Regions from separate parts of the Homo sapiens genome. Here region 2 is linked to region 1. Evidence: chromatin contacts called from ENCODE Hi-C or POLR2A ChIA-PET data. All regions are on one chromosome and are shown on one strand. The core of a region is the stretch at or near the end of the contact, and the rest is flanking DNA. Distances in the headings are between cores, read along the strand shown. Region 1 overlaps WDR7 (WD repeat domain 7). Region 2 holds the start of TXNL1 (thioredoxin like 1).

Region 1 (6,361 bases), core at 2,819-5,318:
TACCTCATGGGATTAAATAGTTTTAGGAAAATGTAGTTAAAAATATTTACTGAGATTTTTGTTTTAGGTCCTGTGCAAGATATCAGAGTATAAAGATGAGATAGGACCCCTGCCAGTGAATCTAGGAATGGGAGACCAACAGGTTGACAGTAAGCGACTATGGTATGGTGCAATCAACAGCGTAATAGAGATGTGCTGAAGATGTCACAGAAACACAGACGAGGAGACAGTAGTTTCTGTCCAGCGGCAGGAGATGTCAGAAAAAGGTACAGAGAGAAGGTTGTATTTGAACTGAGCTTTAAAGGACCACCAGAAGTTGGTGAGAAGAACAAGAGATGAGTCTAAGCAAACATGTGCCAAGTGAAGACTTCAGAGGGGTCCAAGAAAACGGCCAGCACTCCCGTGTCACTCTGCCTAGGGGAGCACCAGGGGGCGAGGAGAGGTGGAGACAGGCAGGCTTGAAAACGAGGCAGAAAGGCAGCTATGGCCAGGCTATAAGCCGCCTTCTTGTGGTGTCAAGAAATGTGGACTTAATTCATAGTCAATAGAGAGTTTTCTGAAGTTTTTAAATATGAGAATGGTCAGATCAGACTAGTTTTAAGAAAATTCTGCAGAGGGTGGAGAAGAGGGAAACAGAAAGGAAGAAGGACTTGTTGGGAAGCAAATGTAGCAGAGAAATGGGGAGCTGAATGAGGAAGTGGGCATGGACAGGAAGGAGAGGGCAAGCGGGGCTGGTGGTGCTGCTGTGACCTGGACAGGGAAGGCACAAACGAAAGAAGACCCTGGGGAGGGCGCGGCGGATAGGGATCAGTGGGAAGGTGTCAGAGGAAATAATGAGCTCAGTGTGAGAATTCAGGTGGAGGGACTGAGCACACAGAAATATGTTAGAGAGTGAGGAAAATGAATTTGGAGCTTAGGAACAGGTTTATGAAAAGAAAGGCAGATTTGGGAGGAACCAGCACATAGAGAGATGTGGAAGGAATAGACCCTGCACTCAGCCCTGTTCCTGGTACACAGCAGCTTCTCCAGGAATGTTTGTTAAAAAATCCAATGTAAATGGTTGAGAAAGTCCATGAAGAGTAGATAGAGTGAAAAGACCAAAAGGATGAGGATAAAACGACAGGAGACACTAGCAGTATAAGGGGTGGGCAGAAAAGAAAGACCTGGGCTCATTGTACACATTGTAGACCTGAAATATAATATTTTATCTAATATTTTATTTTTAAATTAAATATTTCAAGGTTGTTCCCAATGTACAAATCACCTTTAAAAGAGGATTTTGTGATAAATTAATGTAGTTAATAACAAAATTGCTTTGAAGGTTGACAGTATTTAAACTTTTAAATGATAACCCTTTATCAAGTAGTAATTATCTGACTCAGAGATCAGAAAATCAATTATTAAAAAGTCAAATTTCTGCAATCAAAAACATATATTTGAATTAAATTTAACATTTTAATCTACAAATACTTGCCAACTCAAAACACTCTAATTTCTCTAATTTTAACTTTAAATTTCATCAGTTATCCACAAATTATGTTTTAGAAAGCCCAATGTATAATATACTTAAGATTTCTCCAAGTATAATTATTTTTTTCTCCAAGTATAATTATAAAAAGAAAAAATATACTATTAAACATTAGGAGGCCGGGAGCGGTGGCTCACGCCTGTAATCCCAGCACTTTGGGAGGCCAAGGCGGGTGGATCACGAGGTCAGGAGATCGAGACTATCGTGGCTAACATGGTGAAACCCCGTCTCTACTAAAAATACAAAAAATTAGCTGGGTGTTGTGGCGGGCGCCTGTAGTCGCAGCTACTCGGGAGGCTGAGGCAGGAGAATGGCGTGAACCCGGGAGGTGGAGCTTGCAGTGAGCTGAGATTGGGCCACTGCACTCCAGCCTGGGTGACAGAGCGAGATTCCGTCTCAAAAAAAAAAAAAAAAGTTAGGAAAGATAACAAAAAAGGAATTAAACTGGAACTTGTATATATTTGTGGATGTACATGCCTGTATACATACATACACACATATGTACTGGTTGCTCACTTAGATATGCAGATTCTTCTCGAACACACAAAAAAATTAACCAAATTAATGACTTTAAAAAATCTACATTAGTGATCATAATCACCAATTTGGTTTTGATACAAATTTCAATTAGTCTCTGTATTCATAAGCTAGAATCAATGCAAAAAATGCTGGATACTTTACTACTAATTATAGCCACACAATTCATATTTATATAAGCATTCCCTATAGTTTGGCCAAAGGTAATTTACCTGAATGAAAGGGAAAGTGAATATCCTATCACTAAAATTAAATTTTAGAGGAATATCTATTTAATGTTCTTAAAGTGGGAGATATATTGGCTTAAACCTTTGTATCTTTAATGCAATCATACTGCCTAATGATAAGCAAAACTAAAAGGTCAATTCATTACAAAATTCAATATTTGGACCATCAAACTCTTTAGTACTTAATAAGCAATTAATATTTGTCAATGAAAAATGTTGTGGTAATACAGGTGAAAATCAATAACACAAGCCCACTTGTTGCACTACCACTGACAAGCTATCTAAATAACTACAATCTTGAAGAAAAAAAAAAAACTGCTTTGATGTTTTAACTTATGTTCTTTCCAAGCAGACGTGAATCCTGTGATGCTCTCTGTTTATAACACAGAATGCACTTTGTTAGTAATCTGCTCATAATTACTATCATGCATGTGACCCAGAGACGTGTGCCTTAAAATAACATTCTATGCCTTATTACAGATGCTATTAAGGGCACACTTTAATACTATGCATGCTAATTTTATTCACTTTAAAGAAAAAAGCATCTAAAACTCAACCAGAAGCTTTCCATTTAATATAATATTTTCCTTTAGGAGTAAGTATATGAGAAGGTAGTTTGGACACACTTCTGAGGCTTAAAAGACTTTATATATGAACTTTGCATTAGCAAAAATAATTTTTAGTAGAAGCATAATTTTTATTTAGACCAAGCTTGTCCAACCTGTGGTCTATGGGCCACATGCGGCCCAGGATGGCTTTGAATGTGGCCCAACACAAATTCATAAACTTTCTTAAAAGATGAGATTTTTTGTTTTTAGCTCATAAGCTAGCATTAGTGTTAGTATATTTTATGTGTGTGGACCAAGACAATTCTTCTTCTTCCAGTATGGCCCAGGAAAGTCAAAAGATTAAGACACCCCTGATTTAAATATTTTTTTCTTTGAAAAACACCGGGAAAAATATAAAAAAAGAAACTAAAAATTACCTATAGTACTACTATTTTTGGGGTACTTATAATAAAACTGAAAACCCTACCCAAATATACTTACTCATCAAATCCCATCCCTCAGAAGAACCACCATAAGTCACTGGCTTACAGTCTTCCAGATTTCATATTAGCTTGTCTTTGAAATCTTAAAGTTTATCAGATTTTCCTGGTATAAACAATTTCATACTCCTATGCACTATTTTATTTTTCCATAAAAATATTTTACTTGCTCAGAGATGAGAGTCATAGTTGCCAGATCACTTTAAATGTTGAAATTAAAATTATAACATTACATGGTAAGTGTAATATTATATGGTAAATGCATGCTCCCTAAAACTGTGCTTCTGCTTTTTTTAAAAAAGGAAGATTATTAACAAAAAAAATTATTTAACATACATTTAGTTGCTTTTATAGTTTAGAAATGATAAGGACATCATTTTTTTAAACAGTTTTTTATAATATGATAATAGTTTTATGCTAAACATTTCTATTTAACAGTCAATTGAGATTAGTGGTTAGATACAGCATTGTACATTAAGATGCCTGACACGGTATTATAAAATACAGATTTTTAATTTATGACTGTTCAGGTGTCAGAGTTTATAACTGCTTTGCCAAAGGTTAAATTACAAAGGAAGTCAACCAGGAAACCCAAGAGTACTCTTTAAATATGATACAGGCCTTCAACTCAAGGTGTGAGTACGAGTTAATACAGAACTACAAATGCCATTTATGGGTTTCATCTTTGGAAAGTTTAGACTTCACTGAGAAATCTGACTCATACTTCCTGTTCCAGCTATGAAAAACTCAGAACTCAATGTCATAATGGGCTCACTGAAAGGCAAATTCTGCTTGCAAAGTTAAAAAAGAGTGAAACTGTAAGAACTGTTTTGATCTGTAAAATATTGATAACTAATATAACTTTAAATACAAGAAATCCTTCTATTTGTAGTTCTGTATATTTACTGTGTCACTCCTGGCTATTCCGTATGCAATGTGGTAATTTTTAAAATGACCTGCTAGTGACATTTTTACGTTTAGTAGGTTGCAGTGTTTCCACATGGGCAGCCATCAAATGAGAGGTCCTAAAGTTTGTTTGGAATTCAGTTGTTTGGAACTCTGCACACCTTTAAACAGGAACAATGCGACAGATAGATTTCTGGGCCAGTTTCCAAAAGCCAAGAGAATTCTTAATGTTGTAGAATTTATAGTGCCAGTTCAATCTCCTAAGTACTATTTATAATAGTTTCTATGGGGAAAAGCATTTCAAGGTCCAAGCCAGCCCCAAGGAACTTAATTGTCTACTGTAGACACCAGAGACATATAACTTCTAACATCTCTGGATATACAGGAGGAATATATGTGTGGTACTAGGCCAGGGTGGTATGTGTGGGATGTCAGAGGGAAGTATGAGATTACCTATCTGGAGCTCCTAGATATTAGATTCATCCAAAGCTCTAAGCTAAAATCAGGGAGACATTCATTTACCTCCTCCTACACCCATAACCTCAGGTAGAAGTTAAATTATGGGATTACTGTGTAGGCCAGGTGAGAAACCTTGGAGATTTTCTGGGTATGAATGATTACAAAGGCTAGGGTGTGTGTGTGCGCGCACACACACATACACACATGTGGAGGGTATAATATAATGCGGAGGGTATGATATAACATACATATAATGTGAAGGGTATAACACACACCCTCCATGCGGAGGGAATACTATATTCAAAAGCCTAAAGGAAGGAGAGTATAGCTTGTTGGGGAAAAACAAACAAACAAAAAGCCCTCCAGAATGATCAATATTTACAGTGCAAGGAATGAAGTGGAGTCAGATAAGCATAGTTGGCAAATTAGTCTGAAGACAGACCATAAAGGGCCCCGTGATTTTCTGTGAATATGCACTGTGAACACATATTTAACGTAAGGATTATTAAATCCAACAATCATAATATTTTAAAAAATATTTACTGAAAGATTCGTGTGATCCAAATCATTACATTTTGCATCTAATTTAACTTTGAAAAGACAGCTATTTAATACTAGATTAATCCCTGAACATTTTGCTATTTATGGAGATCAAAAACCTGAGTAACAACATGGTTTTGTTCATTCTATATTTAGAAAGTGTGTTTGAGTTTTGAGTAACAAAATGGTGAATAACTAGATCACTCTCTCTGAGTAATTAGAGAGTGCTTTTTAAAGGACTTTTTAAAGGACTTTAAAAAGAGTGCTTTTTAAATGTTGTTCAAAAAGTAACAACATTTCCTTTGAATTGAGGCAGATCTAAAAGCAAAATGTCCTTTTTTGTATTTTTTTAGTATAATTTCTATTTCAAACATAGCATTAGTCTTAAATTGATAATAGCTTTGTTTTGGAATGCTTAGATTTATAAAAGTTCTTTATGAATTTTAAACACTGAAGAAGCACAAAACACAGAAGGGGTAATTACTGAAGTTCATCCATGTTTAAGTTTGGCTTCTGTGGACACTGTAATAAATCTATACTAATGCATCTCACAAATGCCTCATAAATTTACATCTTCTTTGATTTCTCAACAATTTTCAACAATAGCAAGATGAAACTGCAGTGAAATATCAAGATGTATAATTTACATAAATGTTGTATAAAATTAATAACTGATTTTTTAAAGTCAGGCATCTTTGCACTGATTATTAGAACTGTTTAGAATGTGAACTGAATGACTTTTGATGGCTGCACACTCAAGGACAACAGTGAGTGACCTTGAACAGCAGTGTATAAAAATACATTTATCACTGAAATGGCATGCTGGCTGCCAGTCAATATATGCCTCTCATTTGTTAGGAGGCTCTCCTGCTGTGATTCCCTCATTACAATTTTGCTTTTACTTCCTGGGCAAATGACAACTAGAAAATGAGGCGGTTTCTTTCTTGACCAAACTTAATCCAGAAAAAATGAGCTGACAGCTGCAGCCATTCAAGTGTTACAGAACATTTTACACGTTTGTAAAAGACATGATTATATATTCTAAATACTATATCACTAAATGTGACAGCCAACAAGTTATCTTACTTTCTTAGTCTCTTTTCGCTTATAGAATAG
Region 2 (6,361 bases), core at 1,147-3,646, 370 kb after region 1:
CAGTCTTTGGTATTGTTATAGCCAAAGACTGAGTTGTTATAGCAACCCTAGCTGACTAGCTGAATAGACACCACTGTTTATAAACATTTTTATCAAGTATCTTATGATTTGGTTCTTTATAAACATCATCCAATATAACCTTTTACCATCACAATCCTAGAAGGCAGGTGTTATTAATCCAAGGCTCACAGACAAGGAAGCTGAGGTTCTGAGAGGTTAGTAGTTTGTGCATGGCCATAAAATTTAAGTAGCAAGGCCGGTCATGGTGGCTCATGCCTGTAATCCAAGCACTTTGGGAGGTCGAGGCGGGCGGGTCACCTTAGGTCAGGAGTTTGAGACCAGCCTGGCTAACATGGTGAAACCCCGTCTCTACTAAAAATACAAAAAAGTAGCCAGGCGTGCTGGTGTGTGCCTGTATTCTCAGCTACCCAGGGCGGGCTGAGACAGGAGAATCGCTTGAACCCAGGAGGCGGAGGTTGTGGTGGGCTGAGATTGTGCCACTGCACTCCAGCCTGAACGACAGAGTGAGACTCCGTCTCAAAAAAAAAAAAAGCAAATATTTATTATGGGGACTTCTGTCTATTAAAACCATTACAATGTGCTGATACCACATGAAAAAGGAATGTAATTACTGTGCCTCTGGTGTGGCTGGGTTCAGTTAAGAATTAATTATTTTAATATGTTTCTGCAACACCTTTAGCTTTCTCTTTTCACATGTCCTGGGCTTCAACTATCACCCAATCTGATGACTCTCAAATCTGTAACGTCGTCCTAGTCCTTTTTCTTTAGTTCCAGGCTCATCCCTCTCACGATCTACTATATCTCTCACTTGGATGTCCTACAGGCATTTTAACTCATTTTTAAAAAGCTACACGATTGAAATGTTTTGAGTTATTTTAAATTCCTCTGTCATCTCACTAAATTGGACCAATAATTGTTTCTCAAACATGTTCTTTCCTCTTCATTTCCACTGCAGATGCTTTCCTAATTTAGTTCCTGGATCACCACAGTATCCTCCTAAATGGATCTCACTGCCTTCCATCCTCCTTGATGCTACCTGAGGGCTTTTCTGAAGACACTTTTTCTTTTTCCTTTTTTTTTTTTTTTTGAGACAGGGTCTGGCTCTGTTGCCCAGGCTGGAGTGCAGTGGCGCAATCATGGCTCCCTGCAGCCTTGACCTCCCCAGCTCAAGGAATCCTCCCACCTCGGCCTCCCGAGTAGCTGGGACCACATGTGCGCGCCATGACGCCCGGCTACTTTTTTGTATTTTTGGTAGAGACGGGAGTTTCACCACACTTGTAATTGCAAAATTGCCCTGAAATGATTTTTCCATTCTCTTCCCGACAAAATCCAAATTCCTTAGCTAGTCATTATCTGACCTTGGCCTTCCCTCCAATTTCATCTCCCCAGCTAAATCCAAAGACAGATAATTTGCCACCTAGCCTAATATTTAAAAGAGTACACTGGCGTTAGCCTGCCTTGACTTGAAATCACAGAACCTACTTCACAGGGATTAAATGAACTAGTACACATATAAAGAACTTATGTCTTGCCTGGTACATCATGTGGTAAATATTAGCTATTCTTCTTATCCACCCTCTCAACTCATGCATTTGCACCTGGTGGTCCCCTTGCCTGGAATATTACCTCTCACCATCCATCTAACCCCTGCTTCTCTTTAAAGATTCAATCCAGGAGTCAGATTCCTAGCAAGTTTACCCTGCCCCACCCTTCCATCTCGTTAGTCTCCACCGCTTCCTATTCAAATTATTGTTTGCGTCGGTCACTAGACCGTGAACTTCCTAAAGGAGGGATAGTGTCTTCATCTTTTTGGTCAAAACCTAAAGACAGGTGCACGATACTTTCTGAATGACTGCACAGAAAGCGCCCCATATGTAATTAAGTCTGTTAATAAATATTCCTAAACGTTATTTTGTCTTGTATGTAGACCTGCCCCGAATACAGTACAGGAGCATCTTCAAAGTACTTCCAGTGGGTGCCCTGGACAGCAGCTAAGAACCCCGGGGTAAAACGAGTTTCCTCTCTACTGTTACAAATCAGAAACCTCCTCCGTAAAAGCCTCAGATCTGGGAAACGCGGATGCATATGCCAACTTTTGAGTCTCAGTCTGCGCCTGCGCACGTGACCTCTACACGTCTCCTCTGCGCCTGCGCCGCTCAAGTTAGCGCGAGGCTACTCAGTCGAGGGTGGGACTACGCTTCGCGTTTTGGGATTGGGCGCTGAAGGCCAAACCGGACGACGCGGAAATGACGTCACGCCGGGGGCCCTGCCGCGCGGTGGCTGCTGGGTGCCGCACGCCTTCCCATCCTCCTCCTCTCCCCTCCCCCATCCCTCCCCGCCCCCTCGGCCGCTCCGCTCCCTGGCGTGACTCGGCACTGAGAGTCCCGGGAGAAGACTCGGCGGTCGCCACCTCTTCTGTCCAGGCCTCGGCCTTCCTGAGCATCTCTCCTTCCTCTCCCAGATCGTCTTCTCCTTCAGTTTCAAAGCCAGTGGCGTCGCGGCCACCCTGCCGGGCTCTCTGTGAGGATGGTGGGGGTGAAGCCCGTCGGGAGCGACCCGGATTTCCAGCCAGAGCTGAGCGGCGCGGGCTCCAGACTCGCCGTGGTCAAGTTCACCATGAGAGGGTGAGGCCAGGCTCGAGCTCTGTGGGTCCCCGTCTGTCCTTCCTTGCTTTCCTTTCACTCTTTGTTGGCCCTGGTTTCCTAGCCGTCTGCTGCCCCGGAGTGTCCGGCAGTCGCCGCAGCCCCAGGAGCTGCCGGAATTAGGCCTCGTTTCTCGGGTGTGAACCCCCATTTATGCACAGGGGTTCCTAGACGGGCTCGGGGGCCTGGCTGGCCGGCTTCTCCAGCTCAGGAGATTTCTCACCTGCTCCTTTTCAATTCTTTGACAAACTGGTTTTGGGGGTGGCCCGCCCCTATTCCTTCCAGCCTGTGGGAGTCTCCGCAGCCACCCTTGCCTGAGCCTGACCCCTTCTTTCTGCAGAGCCAGCTGTCATTTGCATCTCCAGAGCTCCAAAAGCTTAATTTACCGAACACTTTGTTTCTCTTCACCACCTACATCTCTCTAAAGCCTTTGAAGATTCAGATGGGGCGATCTAACTAATATGCGTAGCTCTGAGTCCTGAATTTCTGCTAATGCATTTCGAACTAAGTTAACGTTGGGTTAGGGTGCTTTTTAAATTATTTGAACTTTTTTCTTCCTCGTTCGGCCACTAACTTGTAGCTTAGGCTCCCCTATGTATGCGATTGCAACTGGTCACACACGACAGTACATATATAATATATTTCAGGTGGACAGTTGGCCGGATGTCTTAGTTTGACCCGGCTCTGTTTTTTCACTTAAGAGGACAGGGATCTTGAAAAATGTTAACTGTCTTTGGTAAATATCAACAAAATTATAGGTCGTAGAAAAGGTGGACCTTTTATAGTGGATGTGTAGTAAAGTTCCTTTGTAAGAATGACATGTTGGAACTCGGCGTTGAGAACCAAGATTTCAGCGTGTGTGTGTGTTTCACAGATCTCTCCTTGTGTATGTCGATAGTATTTAGTTAGAAGTATGAGAGGTTTCCGCTTTATTTTCCTTGACCCCTTGGCGTTATTTATACATCTAACTTGGAGCAGTCTACTGCTGGTATCACTGTTTATGTAACACACTTTCTTGTCCAAATAACTGTATAAACACAAAATTCCATTTTGAATTTCAGAGCAAAAAACAAAGTTTCTACTAGATGGTTCACTAAATGTTGAGTATATAAATGGTGGCATTAGGATTATATCGTTTTAGGGAATGGATGCAGATAGATATGAAAACAAGTTAAGACTTATTTTTGGACCAGTCTCTCTTACACTGAATTGAAAAAGGATAGTACCTTGCATTTCATATGGTGGGCTAGAGTACCCATATGATATACGGAATTTTGCATTTACTAAATTTAAAAGGATAAGTGATGTCATATATATAAAACACCTAAAAGGAATGTTAGAATTCTATAAATGTGTCTTCTCATTTTTAGCAATTTTGTGATGTCTGTATTCTTAATAATAGGGGAATACCTGTAGTACATTAAGTATCTAGGCCACAGTAGAAAAGGGAAGATAGGATTTCAATAAGGAACCTCACCTCACTTTTAGTTCACTTATTCTAATTCTGGCCCGTCGAAGCTTTTATATTTTTGTCCCTCAATGATATATTGTTTTTCTCCCTTACCATAGCAGTGGGAGAGATAATAAAATAATAAATAAATATTGATTGAAGTGAGAAAACTGGGGAAACATTGCTGCGAAGGAAGGTTTTTTCTATCAGTGTGGTGTCACTTAAGCATAAGCATAACTGCAGACATTGATTGGTAAGGAACTGTTACATTTAAAAAGGTATTTTAGTGGAATTAAAATTTTTTTTCTTTGTAAAAACCGAGGGAAAATTAATGTTTGGATTTAGAGTAAGTTCAAAAGCATATTTATATTACGTTTACAAATCTGGTAAGATTATTGTATTTACCTTTAATATTCCTCGAACTTATTGGCCATTAATACATCCTGTCTAAACTCATTGTCAATAGAACCCCAGAATTATGTATATGACGGGTCAGTATTAGACTCAGAAACAACTGTATTCAGTAAAATCTTGTAAGAATCCTCTTAGATCAAAGTTAATGCTGTCCCAGTTTAGACTGAGGGCATAGTTTCTCCAGCACCTATTTCATTTCCTTTCCAACCCTATTTTAAACCTTTTTTCTTTTTTTTTAACCTCTATGCTTTATGCACTCTCAGTCTAAATTTTACTAAAATGATACATAGATTGTTCTCCTGTGTAAGAATCTTTAGTGGCTTATGATAAAATATATATAACATAAAATTGACCATTTAGCCATTTGTAAGAGTATAATTCATTGGCATTAAGGACAGTCAGCCCTCTGTATCCATGGATTGAACCAAATGTGGATAGAAAATATTTGGAGAAAAAAAATTGCATTTGTGCTGATCATGTACACACTTTTTTCTTGTCATTATTTTCTAAACAATACAGTATAACAACTATTTACATAGCATTTACCTTAGGCATTATAAGTAATCTAGAGATGATTTAAAGTATATGGGAGAATGGTCGTAGGTTATGTGCAGATACCATGTCATTTTCTATTAGGCCCTTGAGCATCTGTGATTTAGTGTCTTGCTGGAGGTCCTGAAACTAATCCCCCAGATACCCAGACATGACTATACAGTCACAATGTTGTGCCACCATCACCACTGTTTCCTATAACTTTAGACAGAAATTCTATATCCATTAAAGGATAACTCCCCATCCTTACTTCTCCAAAGGGACAAAACTGTACCCATTAAGCAGTAATTTGCCCCTCCCCATCTACCTCCTTGGTAACTTCTATTCTGCTTTCTGTCTCTATGAATTTGTCAATTTGTGGCACCTAATATAAGTGAAATCGTAACAATATTTGTCCTTTTGTTTTTGACTTCACTTAGCATAGTATTTTCAAGGTTCATCCATGTCTTAGTATGTCTCAGAATTTCATTCTTCTTTATAACTGCATAACATAATCCATTTATTTATATGGCAAATTTTGTATACCTGTTCATTTTTTGATGGACATTCCAGTTGTGTCTTCCTTTGGCTGTTGTGGATAATGCTGCTAGGGGACATTGCTATGCGGGGATCCCTGCTTACTTGCTTGCTTTTCTTTTTTCTTATTTGTTAGAGACAGGGTCTTGCTCTGTTGCCCAGGCTGGAGTGCAGTTTTGAGACGATGGCTCACTGCAGCATTGAATTCCTGGCCTCAAGCAATCCTCCCACATCAGCCTCTCAAGTAAATGGGACTACAGACACATACCACCATGCCCGCTAATTTATTTTTTGTTTTAGAGACTAAGTCTCACTTTGTTGCCCAGGCTGGTCTAAATCCTGGCTTCAAGCGACCCTCCCACGTCAGCATCCCAAATTGCTGGGGTTACAGGTGTGAGTCACTGCGCTGGGCCTTCTGTGCCCATTTTTGAATTGAGTGGTTTGTTTTTGGGTTGAGTTGCAGGAGTTCTTTATATATGCCGGATGTTAATATTTAATTTGCAAATACTTTGTCCCATTCTTTGGGTTGTCTTTTTCTTGATGGTGTCCTTTGATGCATGAGTTTTAAATTTTGATGAAGTCCAATTTATCTATACTTTTGTTGCCTGTGCTTTTGGTGTCATATTCAAGAAATCATTGCAAGATTCAATGTCATGAAGATTTCTCCCTATGTTTTCATCTAAGAGTTTTATAGTTTTAGCTCTTAAGTTTAGGTCCTTGATCCATTTTGAGTTAATTTTGGTATATGTCATAAAGTTAGGGTCCA

What was found. Hi-C counts contacts between places; a loop is a spot of excess contacts on that map. ChIA-PET counts read pairs that join two places held with the same protein, here RNA polymerase II (POLR2A). Pooled maps may share reads with other maps.
Region 2: a map of naive thymus-derived CD4-positive, alpha-beta T cell shows a loop between it and region 1 (2.9-fold over the local background). The contact joins the promoter of TXNL1 here to the enhancer-like site in region 1. A Hi-C loop is called at or near these places in 1 of 168 maps with a recorded cell type or tissue (naive thymus-derived CD4-positive, alpha-beta T cell), 3 of 37 single-sample maps with no recorded cell type and 14 of 50 pooled maps. POLR2A ChIA-PET finds 5 or more read pairs at or near these places in 1 of 52 experiments (GM12878).

Annotation. Positions count from the first base shown.
Region 1 is chr18:57,002,563-57,008,923 of GRCh38, reverse strand. All of the region lies in intron 26 of WDR7 (WD repeat domain 7), which reads right to left. Among named protein-coding and RNA genes, the nearest start is that of WDR7-OT1, 34 kb to the left of the region's middle. RefSeq lists an enhancer at 3,897-3,946. Within about 2 kb of position 4,068, at least 2 of the 41 ENCODE cell types and tissues checked have a DNase peak (open chromatin) inside an H3K27ac peak, as active enhancers do; they include GM12878, where a contact is called at or near this core.
Region 2 is chr18:56,634,627-56,640,987 of GRCh38, reverse strand. TXNL1 (thioredoxin like 1) reads left to right here and starts at 2,396. Exons shown (of 8, transcript NM_004786.3): 1 at 2,396-2,645. The coding sequence starts at 2,548. RefSeq lists enhancers at 1,374-2,358, 2,518-2,577, 2,359-3,344 and a silencer at 2,158-2,367.